Linked DNA regions of Homo sapiens: region 1 is linked to region 2. A link is an interaction called in ENCODE POLR2A ChIA-PET data of the cell type or tissue named here. Cell type or tissue: PC-3. All regions are shown on one strand. Region 1 overlaps ARID5B (AT-rich interaction domain 5B). Region 2 overlaps ARID5B (AT-rich interaction domain 5B).

Region 1 (8,000 bases), 130 kb after region 2:
TATATTATTTGGTTGGAATAGCTTAAACAGACTCTCAGACACCAAGCTGGTCTTCAACTGTAGACCGTTACTGAGGCAAAAATCAGTTTGGGCAAGCCCTATCCTAAATGCTAGAGTAAAAAACTACAGGAACTACAGAAGCTCAAAAGGCACAACATTGATATTGAGCCACAGTAGCTGCCATATTAACAACGATGTTCATTAGATACTAGTCTACACTTAATATTACTGTGTATAAAAACAAACAAAAAAATAGGTACCTAAACTTCAGGGAGTGTAGTGGCAGAATATTTTCCCCCTTTTTGCTCTTACTTATAAAAAGGCCAAGGCCATACAGCTCTAGAGAAGAGTCCAGTAGTTTTGCTAATGTCATGTTGTATCTGGAGGATGCCAAGCCAGCTCCTTAGAGTTCTGGCCATGCGTAATGGATCACTGGGGCCTTTCTCTAGAATCTACTCCTATTCTGGCTCTAGGATTCTTAGTAAAAATGAGCTCCTGCAATATAAATGAGTTAAATGGTATAAAAAAATCACCTCAGCTGGGCATGGTGGCTCACACCTGTAATCCCAGCACTTTGGTAGGCCAAGGTGGGCAGATCACGAGGTCAGGAGATCGAGGCCATCCTGGCCAACACGATGAAGCCCCGTCTCTACTAAAATACAAAAAAATTAGCCGGATGTGGTGGCGCGCACCTGTAGTCCCAGCTACTCGGGAGGCTGAGGCAGGGAAATTGCTTGAACCCAGGAGGCAGAGGTTGCAGGGATCCGAATCCAGCCTGGTGACAGAGCAAAACTCCATCTCAAAAAAAAAAAAAAAAAAAATTACCTAAAGTGTATCCTAAGATAAGTAACCGTGATGGTGAGGGATTCTGAAAGCACATCTTAGGGAAGAACTGAAAAGAGAGGCCTGACGACTGTTAGAAGGAAAAAGAGGAGAAAACAATGTTCATGAAGGCCCCTTCCAGCCTGACAATTCTATAAAGAGTTTCAGAAAAGCATGATGCAGATTCTTGTACTCCATTACTCCTTTTGCATACATTGTATCCTAGAGGTAAATACTGGTAGCCTGGATACTAAAAATAGCACAGAAAGTTCCAATTTCACTTTTTTTCTACTTCTGCCCTGACATCTCCAAATGGAAAAGTAGGAATAAATTCCAAAATTCTACAAACTTCTTTTCAGCTGATGGTCCATCTTCAGTCCGTCATCAGAAGAAGAAATGAACCTGGAATTCTAAGAAGCTTTCGTGGCTGCAGGAAACACTAGAAAATCCTCAGGTCAACAGTAATTCCAAATGAAAGGGTCTTAACTTGGATTGTGCCTTCATGAGTGATGGCAGTACAAGTACCTGGGCAGCATTATCAACGACCAGCTGTTGATTGGCTCAGACTTGGTCAGATTTCACAAAGACCTCTTTTCTAGCAGGAATAGCCAAGATGGCTGAGTGTAGACAGCATAAATGAATATTACTTATTTGAGCCACTTTTACTCACTCATTCTACCACTATTACAAGGCAATATTCAACTATTTAATTAGATGGTCAAGCCAAAATTTAAATTTCAAATGAAATGAATAATCTTATTCCTATGTGTTATAACCATATGTATTCCTAGTTTCTTAGAAAACATACTGGGTTGGACACAGTGGCTCACACCTGTAATCCCAGCACTTTGGGAGGCCAAGGCGGGTGATCACTTGAGTTTAGGAGTCTGTGACCAGCCTGGCCAACATCGTGAAACCCCGTCTCTACTGAAAAAATACAAAAATTAGCTGGGCATGGTGGCGGGCACCTGTAATCCCAGCTACTTGGGAGGCTGAGGCAGGAGAATTGCTTGAACCCAGGAAGCAGACGTTACAGTGAGCCAAGATCGCACCACTGCACTCCAGCCTGGGCAATGCAGTGAGACCCTGTCTCAAAAAAAAAAAAAAAAAAAAAAAAAGAAAGTAAGTGAGAAGATATACTGGTAATAAGCTGTTCTAAAACTCTGAATATCTTGGATGCAGATTCTTGTACTCCATCAAAAGTCCTTTGGGTTGTCACATTATAACGGCATGAGGCAATCTCTTGAAGAGTCATGTGGGTACTTGGAGAGTATCTCCTCCAATGTTAATTGGGCTATGATAAAATTCTTTAACGAATGCATGGTTAACACAACAATATTGTCAGAGAGAAAATCCTTTGGAAAGTATCTTTACAAGTCTTTGATAAGTCTCGTATGTAATTAGTTTCCATGTTGAACTTAAGGATACTATAAAGGCCAAATTATTATTATTTTTTTTTGAGACAGAGTCTCACTCTGTTGCCCAGGCTGGGGTGCAGTGATGTGATCTCTGCTCACTACAACCTCCTCCTCCTGGGTTCAAGCAGTTCTCCTGCCTCAGCCTCCTGAGTAGCTCGGACTACAGGCGCATGCCACCATGCCCGGATAATTTTTATATTTTTAGTAGAGATGGGGCTTCACTATGTTGTCCAGGCTGATCTTGAACTCCTGACCTTGTGATCCACCCGCCTTGGCCTCCCAAAGTTTTGGGATTACAGGTGTGAGCCACTGCGCCTGGCCCAAATTCGTTTTAGTTAGAAGGTTGCTCTGTAATGATTCTTCATGATATTCATGAATAGTATAGTGCAACAATATATTATTTAAGAAACTTCTCAAGTTGCAGTGTTAAGAAAAATAGTAGACTTAGGCCAGCAATCCAAGCAACAAATACCTTCAAAAGACTCTTTAATATACATACAAAATTTAAATCTAGAAAGGAAGGAAGGATTGTCCCAGTAAGAAGGATGTCTTCCAATCCTAGTAAATTCATTAGCAGTGAAAAGTCTCTATGACAAGATGTCTGCATTTAGCATGCTTCTTACAGACATTTATATTGTTTTCTTCAACAAAAAGTGAGAATCCTTCCCATGTCCACATCTCAGGAAGCTGCCTGACATATCAAACTCAAAAGTGATCTGAAACAACCATTTGCAATACGAGGCCTCCAGAATCTCCAAGCAAAAACTACAGCTAATTTTTAACCAAGAGTATTTGAGATATCCTATACAACTGGCCACTTATGGCTCAGTTTATTTTGACAGAATTTTCAGGAGGATAAAAGTTTATAAAATATAAATATATATTAATATATAAATATATAAAATGTTTATGTTATATGGTATATATTACATACATTTATTATTTGAAATAAATATATATTAAAATAATAGTCATATATAATATGTATTTATATATATACATATAAACAAGCAAAAACCTAAAGGACTTTTATAATAGTTTTCTATCGAGGGAGACAGTAATGAGAGTAAACCCTGTTCTAAATTACTAGAATGTGTGTGTGATTAGGGAAATTCAAAAGGGACAAATAAGCTAACCTTGTACCACATGGCTCCCTATCATACAGAACCTGCTTCTGATAATAATAATGTACTAATAATACCACTTTAGACTTCAGTATCACAAATGTTTCCATAGATATTAACTAATTTGTTCTCAGGTGGTCTTCTCAAAAATCCAATGAGAAACAGCCAGGTACATATTATTGCCCATTTTAGACAAAACAAAGCTGAATGTATAAACAATATATCATTTAAGAAACTTCTCAAGTTGCAGTGTTATGGAAAATGGCAGAGTGAAACCAGCAATCCAAAGTAAAATATAAACAACAAATACCTTCCAAAGACTCTTTAATATACACATAAAATTTAAACCTACTTTGAGCCATTTGGTTGAACAGTTGTGTTCTTTTCATGTCACCTTAGAGCTGTATAATAATATTTCACTTTATCTCTGCAGCAATGAAGTGAGTACAGATATTTTATTTTACATTTGAAAATCTCATTGTATTTTATCTTTTTTTGTGGCTGAGAATTAAGAATTCATTGCTCTCATTAATAAAAGTTATTTCTCTTCACTGAAAAAAATAAAAAACAAAAAATATATACACATAAAATTTAAGTCTAGAAAGGAAGGAAGGATTGTTCCAATAAGAGGCATGTCTTCAAATCCTAATAAATTCATGAGAGCACTCAGGTAAAAAATCATACAGTGTCTTCCAGTGACTTTTCCAGTGGTGACAGATCTACATGTAGAGCCAAGATTCTCCTGACAGCCCACCCTCTGCTCTTTTAACCCCACCATGCTGTTGACTCCCAAAAAGTACAGTGAAAGTCCCAGCAACAGAAGAAAGGGGGAAGCTACTCTTTCTCAATTTGATGGGACAGATTTAGAAACAGAAATTGAACTGAGGGAACCCCCATCATTAAATTCAGCCAGACCCCCACACATAATCTTTGGGTCTTTTTTCTCAGTTTCAGCTCAGACTCCTCTATCTTTTCTTTCTTTTTCTAAAGACACATTTGGAGATGAAACCATTCATAACTGCCCATCCACAGACAGTTTGTGGCAGCATAATTGACAATGAGTCTGCTGCAAAAAAATGAAAATGCTGTTTTAATAACCTTGGCCTAAAATACATTCTGTTGTATGCCTCAAAGGGCTTCAATAAAAAGTCAACCTGTAGAGACATATTTTCTTGGCTTAAACAACAATCCAAAGCATATAAATGTAGTCCAACTATAATGACATATTTATAGGCCAATAAAGCTTACACTGCAGCTTTCATACTTCGCTTAAAGGAACTCTGTAAGAATCAGTGTTACATAAAATAATTTGATTTTTTTTTCAAACTATAGCCCAAGGAATAAAAAAATGCAAGTTTGCTATGTTTAACTGATAGTGTTTATATTCCTTACTTACTAAAAATTTTGTAAAATGAAATAATTCTTCATTTGACTACTTTCAACTGCCATACCAAATATGGGTATCAAGTCCACTTTATTATAAAAGCTAAGTACTGTAATTCTAAAGACAAAAATAAATAACTAGAGGCTTGTGTGGTGAATGATTTAATCAACCCAATTCTTCTGGAAAAACAGGTTCTTGTGTTCATTATGCTTATGAATAATACATTCCTTAACCCTCCTATTTTAACATAGTTATTTTTCTTTTTTTTTTATAAACTTCAGTATGAAACAGTCTGAAAGAAGGTAAAATATCTCACTGAGTAAAGTCATAATTTGCATTGGTTTCATATTGAACTTTCTTTCTTTGAAAAGGACAAAGAGGAGGGAAGAGAATGAATGCACTTTACCACATTTCAGAAGTGTTTTTTAAGATTATTAGTTTTTCCACTATCCAGATCTGTAGTTTTAGTCATCAACCATTAAGAGTCTTAAATGAAAACTCTAGAGAGTTTTAAAAAGCAGAAAGATGACATCCTCAAATATTGTCTAAATGTGCTCCCTCAAGGGGGAAGGGGATAAAAAAAAAATGAAAGAGTTGTGATTTGAATCAGAGCATTTATTGGAAGCTGCCATGTGGGGCAGAGTTTCTCTTTGTGGAGTATTAATTTGTTGGCAGACACACATTTGTGAGAACATTCTTGTTTTTTTTTTTTACTATTCAGAGAGAGACAGGAAGTGACACAAACTGGAATTAAAGCGAACTTATTCTACCTAAACACTAAGCAAGAAAAGTGCTTTAATGAGCTTTTATATTTTAAAATCCCTTCTCTAAGAACCAATCTAATTATTTTGTTATTATTCATGTTTCAACATTATGAAATAACTCAGTTAAAAAACGATAACATGTTGGAGTTTTACTTTATCCATAGAAAGGTGAGATCTTTCCGTTCTTTGCTTACTTCCACCAGAAAAAAAGGGGGGGGGCCTCAAATAATCTCACAGTTCATCTTCTTTCTTTGGTAAGAACAATGAGGAGTTGGAAGGGTTCTACAGAAGGAAAAACCTAATAAGTGTGTGAATTTCCATTAACAATGTGGTATTGGAGGTGGTTTCAGTGTGACCAACAGAAAAGGAGATAAGAAAACCACTGCGGAGAAAGAAAAGTACAGACAACAAATATTTTGATGTTATAGAAGAGGCTGAAGAGAAAGTTGTGGGGACAGGAATGTGTACAGAAAATGACACCCCCTATCTCCTCAATATAAATCCTGACAATGTAGACTTACAAACCTTAGATTAGGCAGATAATGGAAACTCATTACATTAAGGAAAGTTTTTGTTTCTCTTTCCACATTATTACAACACAGTGTGCATTCCAATTACAAAAGCTATTTGTCTCAAATTCCCCACAGTTCATAGCAACTGAGTAGAATTTCAAGGCCCTAAATTCTATCCTTAAAGGGGTATTTTACATTAAAAATTTTTTAAGTACATGGTGTTTCTTGTGCCCCAGGAGAGAGCCTCCCAATCAACTCTCCTGTTGATCATTTTCCCTTCTTCAGCACTAATCATAAAGCTGTCTCCAAAATGAGACCAAAACAAACAAACAAAATCAGACTCAACCTAAAAGCCTTTTTTGTTTTGTTTTGTTTTGTTTTTGAGACAGAGCCTCGCTGTTGTCGCCCAGGCTGGAGTGCAAAGGTGTGATGATTTCGGCTCACTGCAACCTCTGCCTCCCAGGTTCCAGCAATTCTCTTGCCTCAGCCTCCCAAGTAGCTGAGATTACAGGCCCCTGCCACCACACGTGACTAATTTTTCTATTTTTAGTAGAGATGGGGTTTCACCATGTTGGCCAGGCTGGTCTTGAACTCCTGACCTCAGGTGATCCACCTGCCTCGGCCTCCCAAAGTGCTGGGATTACAGGCGTGAGCCACCGCACCCGGCCAGGAACCTTTTTATCAATACACATTCATTGGCCTTTCCTTACTCCTACTGAATGAAGAATCTAGAAAAGCTGGTCTCAGTAATCAGTATTGTTTTTTAAATTTCTTTCTTGAGTCTAATAAGCAACTAAATTTAAAAACCACTCATCTAGATTTTCCAGGCCAAACCACCTGCAAGTACTGTGAATATTCACTATAAACCAATTTCTTCTGGAATCAACTGCAAAAAGGTAGAATATGGACCTTCTTTTTTTTTAGAATCCAAGAGGATCAACCTTTTATTTCTTTGGGTGGAATTAAGAAATTAGACTTATTTTCCTGTTCATTAATAAATTATCCATTTTAAACACAATTTTAAACATAAACCTTGCTATAAATACTCTTGTTTATATGTGTGACATCAAGCTTAACCATCTACACATCCTTTTGTCCCCTGTGGGTTTCCTGTTTAATTTTTTATTAGTAACAGTATATTCCATAACACACACACACAAAATTAAACAAACAAAAGAAAGGTTTTAATGTTAAGGAAAACATAAGACAATGGTAATACAACTTAGATCATACATTAGGAAAGTAACACAACAGATGTATTATTCAGCATTACCGCAAGTCATAAGACTAGTTATTGTGTGTTCACAAAACTGGGGGGTGTAACAGTATATATAGGAAGATTATCAAAAAACTCTTTGGCTTTAGAAGGAAAACCACTAGTCTAATAATTGTCTCTAAATGTGCAGGTGACAATCAGGCTGCCATATCTAAAATGTTACTGTCTGACATCAACCAAAAGATGCCAGGAAACCGTTGATAGTTAAACTCAAACTGCAAGAAAATATTAATGCTATTCCCAAAACACAGCACAGCTCATCACAAACCAGGGTCACATGAAAGCCACAGTCAGTTACTGGTGTTATTCAGTCTCTTTATGCCAATTAAAATAAATTGCCTAGGTTTGTTGTAATAGTTAAGTTCTGGGTTTAAAAAAAAAAAAACCAGGAAGTTGTCACATTAAGGCGTAAAATAGGACTGCAAAAATCAGCATTGTGCGCAAATGAAAGAAAAAGATGCCTTAATATGTTAAAGTGCAGTTCCTCTTTGCCTAAAGAGGAAATAACTAGTCTAAATCAGAGGACAACAATTTTCGTCTTGGGCAATGCTAGGAGAATAAATCAGTGAATGACACGGGAATACAAACAGAAGAAAAAAAAAAAGCAATGAAAGGACACAAAATGTCACTGGAGAAGAAAGTGTTAAGAAAAAGCAATAGAACTAATTATGAAGCCCCTCCTTTATGCCAGTCAATGTGC
Region 2 (8,000 bases):
GCCCCAGCTAATTGTTGTATTTTTTAGTAGAGGCAGGGTTTTACCATGTTGGCCAGGCTGGTTTCGAACTCCTGGGTCTCAAGTCATCTGCCCGCCTCGGCCTCCCAAAGTGCTGGGATTATAGGCGTGAGCCACCATGCCCACCACAGACATAGATATAACTCTCTTCCATGTGTGTACGGCCTTTGACTCAGATCTTGTGATGGGTTAGATAAACCAAGGATCATGGCATCTTCCAGTTCTAATGAGTCGTGGTGGCTCCCTGGGGATGCCATACTGAGAAGAATTCTGAGGCTGAACCCGGGCTCACCGGAAGCAGCATCCTGTTCCTTTAGCAATCTCAGCTATGAATGTGGTGGCAAGGGTACCTCCTCATTGTTTGCCAGCCAATTCTCAACTCTTTGCTTTATATGTTCTCATTACCCCTGAGAGTGCTCTCTGCACATGGCAGATGTCCAAAAAACACCGATTGGGTTTTGAGGGCAGCAGTAAATAAAAAAGACAGTTAATCAAATGGCAAATCTATCCTATCCAAGAAAATGCAACAGGCCAGTAGGAGAGGGCTTCTTGCCCATTCCAAATGTAATCTTAGGCTGTGTTGATAGACTGACACTGCCCGCATCCTGAGAAATACTACATGCCACATCTGGAGTAGCTTTGGGTATTCTGAGTGACACAAACTGGAGGCGCCTGCATGAGAGCAAGCCGAGCTGGTGAAGGTCCATTACTGACGCTCTGAGGCTTGGTTGAATGGAACAGGAAGACCTGAAGTGAAAGAGGAGCTTTGACAAGCTCCTGGACGCTGATCAGAGCAAAGGGAGCAGACATGTGGCGAGTCGTCCTCCGAAGGCAAGGCAAGGTCAATGGGAAGCCACAGAGGGTGTTTTGCTCAGCACACGGAAGAGTGTGTAGAGCAGAGTAAGAGCGCCTGGAACCCTGAAGCTTCCTCTAGGCCCTCCCACTGCAGGGCGCTGTATCAGAGGCTGGAGAGCCTAGTGTCAAGCATATTTCAGTCTTTGTGGAACTTGGCATCCTGTAGGCTATATTTTGCCCCTGGGCATGTTTGATTTAGCTTATATAAAATATTTTTTTAAATATTGGAGCCAGTGTTTGTAAGTTAGGTTATTTCACATTAAAAAAATATCTTGAAAACATAGAAGGTCAGGAAGCGCACAGACGGCATCTACCTACAGCAACAGTGTGGGCTGGTCCCTTTGGGCTCTCTGGCCCGGGCTGTGCGTGCCAGTTTCACACTTTCCAGCCGTGGCCCCTGCACTCATCTTTGCTACCTGCCTCCATAAATATCTGAGTTTGTGGCCAAGATGTAGGAGCGGACCTTCTCCACTGACCTGGGTGAAAGACGAGTTTTCTAAATTTCCCATCTGATGCTGACTGATGCTTTTGTAAACAACCATAAAAATGAATTACTAGAAAAATGGAATTCAAAAGGAGGCATACAAAACACAAGCCCCAAGTTTTTATTAGCTTCAACAGACATAATGTTATTCTGGCAAATTTCAGCGTAAGTGTATCAATGCTTATTCGCAATTGCTGTGCTTATTAGCTTGTTATGGGCTAGTAGAAAACAGTTCATGGACAAGTCAGAAAATCTCATTTGAGTAGCACTGGTCTAGGGAGTTGCTAGGGGTCCTCTTAAATATACAATTCTGAGATGTGGCCTGTGACTTTCTGAATTGCGTATCTATTAACTCCAAGGGTGTCCAAATGAGCAAGAATACATGGAATCATGTCCTTGATGTGCACAGAACTGTAACTCACCTTTCCTTCCCCAGCCTTTATCCATGGTATGATTAGGTGGGTTCCTTAGAACCTGATATATTTTTGGTCCTTAACTTAAAGCACATGCTTATCTTATTCAAAACATGAAGCCTCCCACACTCTACCTTATACCTTCAGAGAAAAAAGGCAGAAGCTCCAGCTATCACCCAGTATCTGCCCAAGTACATCTGGCTTGGGTACAGCTCACCTTAAGTCCCTGCAAAGAAAGCTGCCTCAGCCATGCAGGGTGACAATCTTGTCCAAGGAATGCTTATGGTAAAAGCAAAAGGTTGGATTTGAAATTAGGCATTATGTGTGCAAGAAGATGAAGAATAGTTGCTAATTTCCCTCACAAACAAATACATTTGTTTATGATTTTGATTTTCTAAATACTCAAAAATGCACATCATAAAGTACTTTTGCTTTAATGCTCCTTTTAAAATCCCTAATAACAACTTCATGTGCTCCACAGAAACAGACCATGTAATTTATTCAGGAAAATTAAAACCAGTAATCTAGCATTCTGAGTAAAGATTTTTTTCCCCCTGCATGGACTTTAAAAACATTTTTTAAAAAGGGAAATCTGCATGTGAAAACAAAGCCTTTAAAGTGATTTACTATTCCAGAAAATCAAGCTAAGAGAATTCCATAAAAGTAGTCGTTTTCCTTTTTGTTCCTTTACTGATAAAAATAAAGTGAACTGGTTACTTTTAAGTAAAGAGTTAGACAAGAAAGAAAATGTTCCACTTAGAAAGAATGAGGTGGGTATTTTTCTTTGCATCAAAAGCTACAGTAACTTCATCTATAAATCCTGAGCAAGAAATGTCCAGAATAACCACATTTCATAAGCTTTGCTGAGTTTGAGACATCTACATAGCAACAGCCTTGCGATGGGAAAACATTAATGCTTTTTATATTGGTAATCATCTGTAACATGAGCAATTAAGTACAGTACTAATGGACTATGGCCAGGAGCCTGGTACTAATATTAAAAACTGACAGAGATGAATAGATTTGGAAGCAAAACCCGGCTGACAAAGACATTTTTATGAAGTGCTTGGACCTATTTGATTTAAACCAATCAGAGGCAAGTTTGTACGAGTCAGGCCTTCAGTGACAATGATGTATTCACAAGCATTGTACCATTTCTGCTTTGCCTTAAATAAAAACACCCATTGATTCTTTTCAACAACCCACACTTTCATTATTGCACTCATTAATAAACCAAAAGTGCTCAACTAATATACAAGTAACATTTTACTGAGGAACTGGCTACATTTTTCTTGTTGTAAAATGAAAACGTTTACTGGAAACATGAACCACAGTGCATGAAAAATAAATCAGTGGATAATGCATAGAGATCACTCACTTCTTCATCTTCTAGGAAAGCAAAGCTGGTGGCAGGGAAATAGGAAAAAGAGCAGTTCTCTTTATCGGAGTGAAAAGAATGAGAACAGAAGAACCCGCAGCCTAGTAGGAAGAGCTCTCATCATCCTGATTTGGTTTGGAAGGCTTTACAAAATTCCAAGGGCATTTCCAGACTAGATATTTGCCCACAAAGTCCTGACCATTCTCAACTCATTGACCCTTCTTGAAAACAGTGTTCCTTCACCAATCCAGTCATCTCTGTTTTATCTGTTCATGCAACCTGTGACTAGCAAGAATGAATGAAATCCACCATAATCATGAAGTTTTAGCCCAGAGCTTCAGTCTCTTCTTGGATATATGTGCATGTCCTCTGCCCTTCTTTGGTAGAACCAATTAAAAGGAAGACATCTAGAACGGTAATCCTAGCTTTTTCTCCCCACCACAACACATAGGATTATGGGTGATTCCTCTTGGAGAATGATTGATTGAACATTGAGAGAGGCACTGTTGTAAATAAAATCAATGATCTTCAAATTTTGGTAGTTAGCGGTTGCATCTGATCACAAGGATGTGAGAGGAGTCTAGATGGCAAAAAGGAAATACCAAGGAAAGGTAAAGGACCTTGCTAATCACCCTGGGACAGCTATGCTCCAACAACACAGTTGGAGGCTCCACACTGCCAATTTTTGGTGTTGCCACACATAAAATGGGCTCTGCATATGGGGTTCCCACTTGGCGGATGGCCTATTGTCTTTCAACTCCAAATCCACCCTTCTGTACTCTGCTTGCTGATGCTAGGACTGGAATTCTGTAAATTACACATCCCTTTTGTCAGCTATCTTCCTGTTACTATTCTGCAAACAGTGTGTCCTGGGAGGCAGGGAGAGAAAAGGAATCTCCTTTCCATTTCACTTGTTCACATAAGTGTCAACTCCACAATGCATTAACAGCAGCAGTGGGTTGCAGCCTCTAGTTTCAACAGTCCCCCAGCAGTTTCAGCGCGTGTCCTCTGAGGTCTGGCAGCAGCCAGGGAGCACCGCCTCCTCAGGTTTCAGCCCAGCTCTGCAGTGCTCCACCTCTGAGCTCCCGAAGCATCAGTGCTGGTTGGGTGACTCCTTCTTACCAGGGACCTGAACCCCAGCTCTGAGGCACATTCTCCAAACTTCTGGGTGGTGACAACCAACCTCTCTTCTCTGTTCTGTCACCCTAGGGAACTTACAGTTGTTGCCCCCGTGTTAACTTAGTGCCTCACACCAACCCCTGTTTAAGCAACTGCCTATGGTGAAGTCTCTTTGTTGAATACCCAGTGTGGTTTCCATTTTCCTTACTGCACCCTGACTCATACACTGACCAAATTCTGGATTTGGAAAAGTGACACCACTCTTCAAAAAGTTTAATCGAGTGAGAAAGCAAACCTTTATGGAATATCCAATCTGGTCCCAAGAATAGGGAGAGAAGAGAAAAATTTTAAGACATCTTTAATCATGTTTCTTAATTGCTAAAGTTTGTGGTATATCTACTAAAATTTTCTAATGTGATTGAAAGCTTTCAGGAATCTCCTGAAAGAAGTAAATAATCAAAAGTACACAATCTTCAGAAGAATCCTACTTTTATTCACAGACCTGCTCAATCACACACACACACACTACTATGGGTTGAGTCCTTCTCTCCATGCCAAACCTTCTCTCTTTTTTTTTTTTTTACCATGTGATACTTTGTAATTAATTTGATTGATGTTTTCATTCTTTAACTAGATGAGCTAACAGCTGAGATACACTCCTTTTTCAAGCTTTAATTGCTATCTGCTCCTTTATGTTTGATGGTTCAGGTGTTGAGGGCATTTGCATATAAAGGACAGGGATGTCCACTCTCAAAACAGAATCTATTTGAAAACAGGGACAGAGTTTCTAGTAAAAATGTTCTGGCTGGGTGTGGTGGCTCACGCCTGTAATCCCAGCACTTTGGGAGGCCGAAGTGGGTGGATCATGAGGTCAAGAGATCGAGACCATCCTGGCCAACATGGTGAAACCCCGTCTCTACTAAAAATACAAAAATTAGCTGGGCGTGGTAGCACGTGCCTGTAGTCCCAGTTACTTGGGAGACTGAGTCAGGAGAATCGCTTGAACCTGGGAGGCAGAGGTTGCAGTGGGCCGAGATCATGCCACTGCACTGTAGCCTGGTGACAGAGGAAGACTCCGTCTCAAAAAAAAAAAAAAAAAAAAAAAAGTTCTGAATGAAGCCTTGACTCATAAGTCAAAAACAAGTAGCCTGTGGTTCCTTAGACATTATTTTCGGAACACTCACCTGAGATATCAGTGCTACTTTGTACTAGGACATCAGTGGTGTACCTTATACATACAGTGAGAATGGGTGAGTTTTTGTATTAAACACTGACAGAAATAACATATTTTAAAAATTGATGTGTTGTATTGAAAAACAATGCTATAAAGAGTAATAATTTGAACATCTATTATCAATTTTTAAAAATCCTTCTGAATTACAACCCTGCCAAGTAAGGCAATCCTTTGGGAATACTTTGTAGCAATTTTTCATGGTGTACTAAACCCAATTCAATTTATTATTACAAAAACATTCTTGTTGAACGGCCATACTAAAGCTGAGTTAAATGCAATACAGATAAAAGTAAAATTGAACTTGGAAAAAAAGGACTAAGAATTGATGAGTTAAATGGTATTGCCTGAGGATGTACGTATAAGACCCAAAGGGAAATGCCAGTTATAAGGAAGTTGGTAATGACCTAAACAAATTAAGTATGGGCTTGAAGCATAGAGGGATAATGCATTAATCTGCTAACTGGTCTTTAACGGTGTGAATAATGGAGTCCTAATGCAAACGGGAAATCCACTCCTGTGGATGCAACATAGTAGGCTAATTTTGCATTACTTCTTGTTTGCATCCTCATCATCTTTCTGAAATAGGCTGAAATTGTTAGAAAACCAAGCCACACAGAGCTTGGTAAGAAGATTCCGTAGAAGAAAAATACCAGGATGAAATAAAACAACAGATTTGATCTGGGGCCATTTCTCTTACTATGAGAAATCCTTACTTTTCAATGCTAATATTATGAGAAGTGCTTACTTTTCAATGTCAACCTCAGAGTAGCATTGCAGATTTTTCAGAAGCTAAAGGTTCTCATGTTAAGAGAGCCTAAAGAGAACATCCTGAGTAATCTATGCTTGTGGGGAAAAAAAAAAAAGGCATTGTCAGGCAGGTGGTCACATGACAGAACCAAACTAAAAGAACATCTAATTTTAGCCCCTGTAACAAGAGAAAGCCATGTTCCCTAAAAATCACAAGGCGGTATGCAAAGTAAAATGCCAGAGGGAAATTTTCAGTTTCCCAAAAGGTCATTTAGACTTCCTCTGTCTTATCCTTGACCAGAAGCTCCTTTCAATTAACACACTTTTAACTAAGCAATTCCATGAAATGGTTTCTTACCTTTCATAATGTCTGCGGGTACAAGTGGCAGCGCTGGTGCTCCCAGGATTACCGCCTAATTCATCATAAATATGTTTCCACTGACGGCGGGCTGTTATCTGAAAAAATGGCAATGGGAAATTCAATCTTACATCATAAGAGATTCATAGTGCCAGGCTTCAATACATATGCAACAGTCAGAAGAGAACAGTCTGTTCTGGAAACCCAGAAACAGAGAAGTCCAAAAGAGTATATGGGGTGATTTATGGTTTCATAGTGAGATCTCGCTTTCAGCACTCTTCTTTACAATAAAAATGGAATTCTACTTTTGGATGTGTATTTTGTCATCCTAAGTGCGTTTCATTTAAGACACCTCCCTGGATATTCATGTAGGTTTGTCAAGGACTCATACTCATACCCTGTTCCTTTAAGTCATTTGATAAAGCATCAAAATAAAATCAGGTTTTAGCTGAAATATATCTTAGTTCAACAGTTTAGATGAATCAACATTAACATTGCCTGAGGCATGTGGAAATGGGGAACCGGGTATAGAGGTAAAAAAGAGTCTTTTACCAAACATGCTTTTGTATCTTCTGATTTTCCATCCATGAGATGTGTTGCCAATTTAAAAAATAAATAAAATTACTACACAGATTAAGTTAAATGATCAAATTGGTTGTGGAATTTATAGTCATTTCAGGCTATATTTTTATGCCAGCTTCTCTAACCACCAAAACAAAACCAAAATCTGAAACTGTATATGTTGCAAGCTGTTTATTTTTATTCACTTAGGTCAAGAAAATGGGATATTGATCAAATCATATGAAAACTAACATATTCCACAGTTAAAATGCTAGCTACGTACATTATTGAGTTGAGTGAATAAAAACAAACAGCTTGTAATATACTGAGCTGCACACTATGGTCTTGTTTAATTTTTTCCTTTAATTTTATTTTTGTACAAAAATTAAGATTTTACAAAATAACAGATGCAAGATCTGGCAAATGATTAATTTGGGGAAACCATGTCATTTACTACATCCAAGTAAGTCTAGTATTTCCTTGAAATTTGGAAGACAGAACAAGTTCTGCGGCCCTCGTGAACATTTCTCAACAGGGTTACGGGAAAACTCTGTTATTTGAATGTGTAGGGGACAGGGCGTGGCAAAGGTGCCAGTGGAATTTAATACAGTCAAGCAGGAGGCTTCTTTTGAAAAATACCCACGAGGCTGCCAGCGGAGTTCACCAAGGGGCTAAAGGCAGCAATCAAATGAAAAAAAAAAAAATTAAAAAACCTCAACTTGCAACCGGGGCTCTGTAATTGTAAATCTGAGGAGGAGGAGGTGGCTGGTTAAATATTATGGGGTAAATGGTACCTTTTCTATTTCAAATAGAAAGAACCCCTTCATTTTCAT

Evidence for each region. Peaks named below come from ENCODE experiments on the same cell type or tissue, not always from the same donor. Only the 100,000 strongest peaks of a DNase experiment are listed, where the experiment ranks them.
Region 1: POLR2A ChIA-PET joins it to region 2 with 10 read pairs; 4 of 35 experiments call an interaction of 5 or more read pairs at or near these places.

What each region holds. Positions count from the first base shown.
Region 1 is chr10:61,941,202-61,949,201 of GRCh38, reverse strand. All of the region lies in intron 3 of ARID5B (AT-rich interaction domain 5B), which reads right to left. Among named protein-coding and RNA genes, the nearest start is that of ARID5B, 44 kb to the right of the region's middle. In PC-3, CTCF peaks have their summits at 5,168 and 5,372; DNase peaks (open chromatin) are centred at 4,931 and 5,381; H3K4me3 peaks cover 2,107 bases; H3K27ac peaks cover 4,456 bases.
Region 2 is chr10:62,068,404-62,076,403 of GRCh38, reverse strand. It overlaps ARID5B (AT-rich interaction domain 5B), which reads right to left. Exons shown (of 10, transcript NM_032199.3): 8 at 6,607-6,704. Among named protein-coding and RNA genes, the nearest start is that of ARID5B, 170 kb to the right of the region's middle. RefSeq lists an enhancer at 4,288-4,427. In PC-3, no CTCF peak of the experiment used is centred here; a DNase peak (open chromatin) is centred at 4,483; H3K27ac peaks cover 478 bases.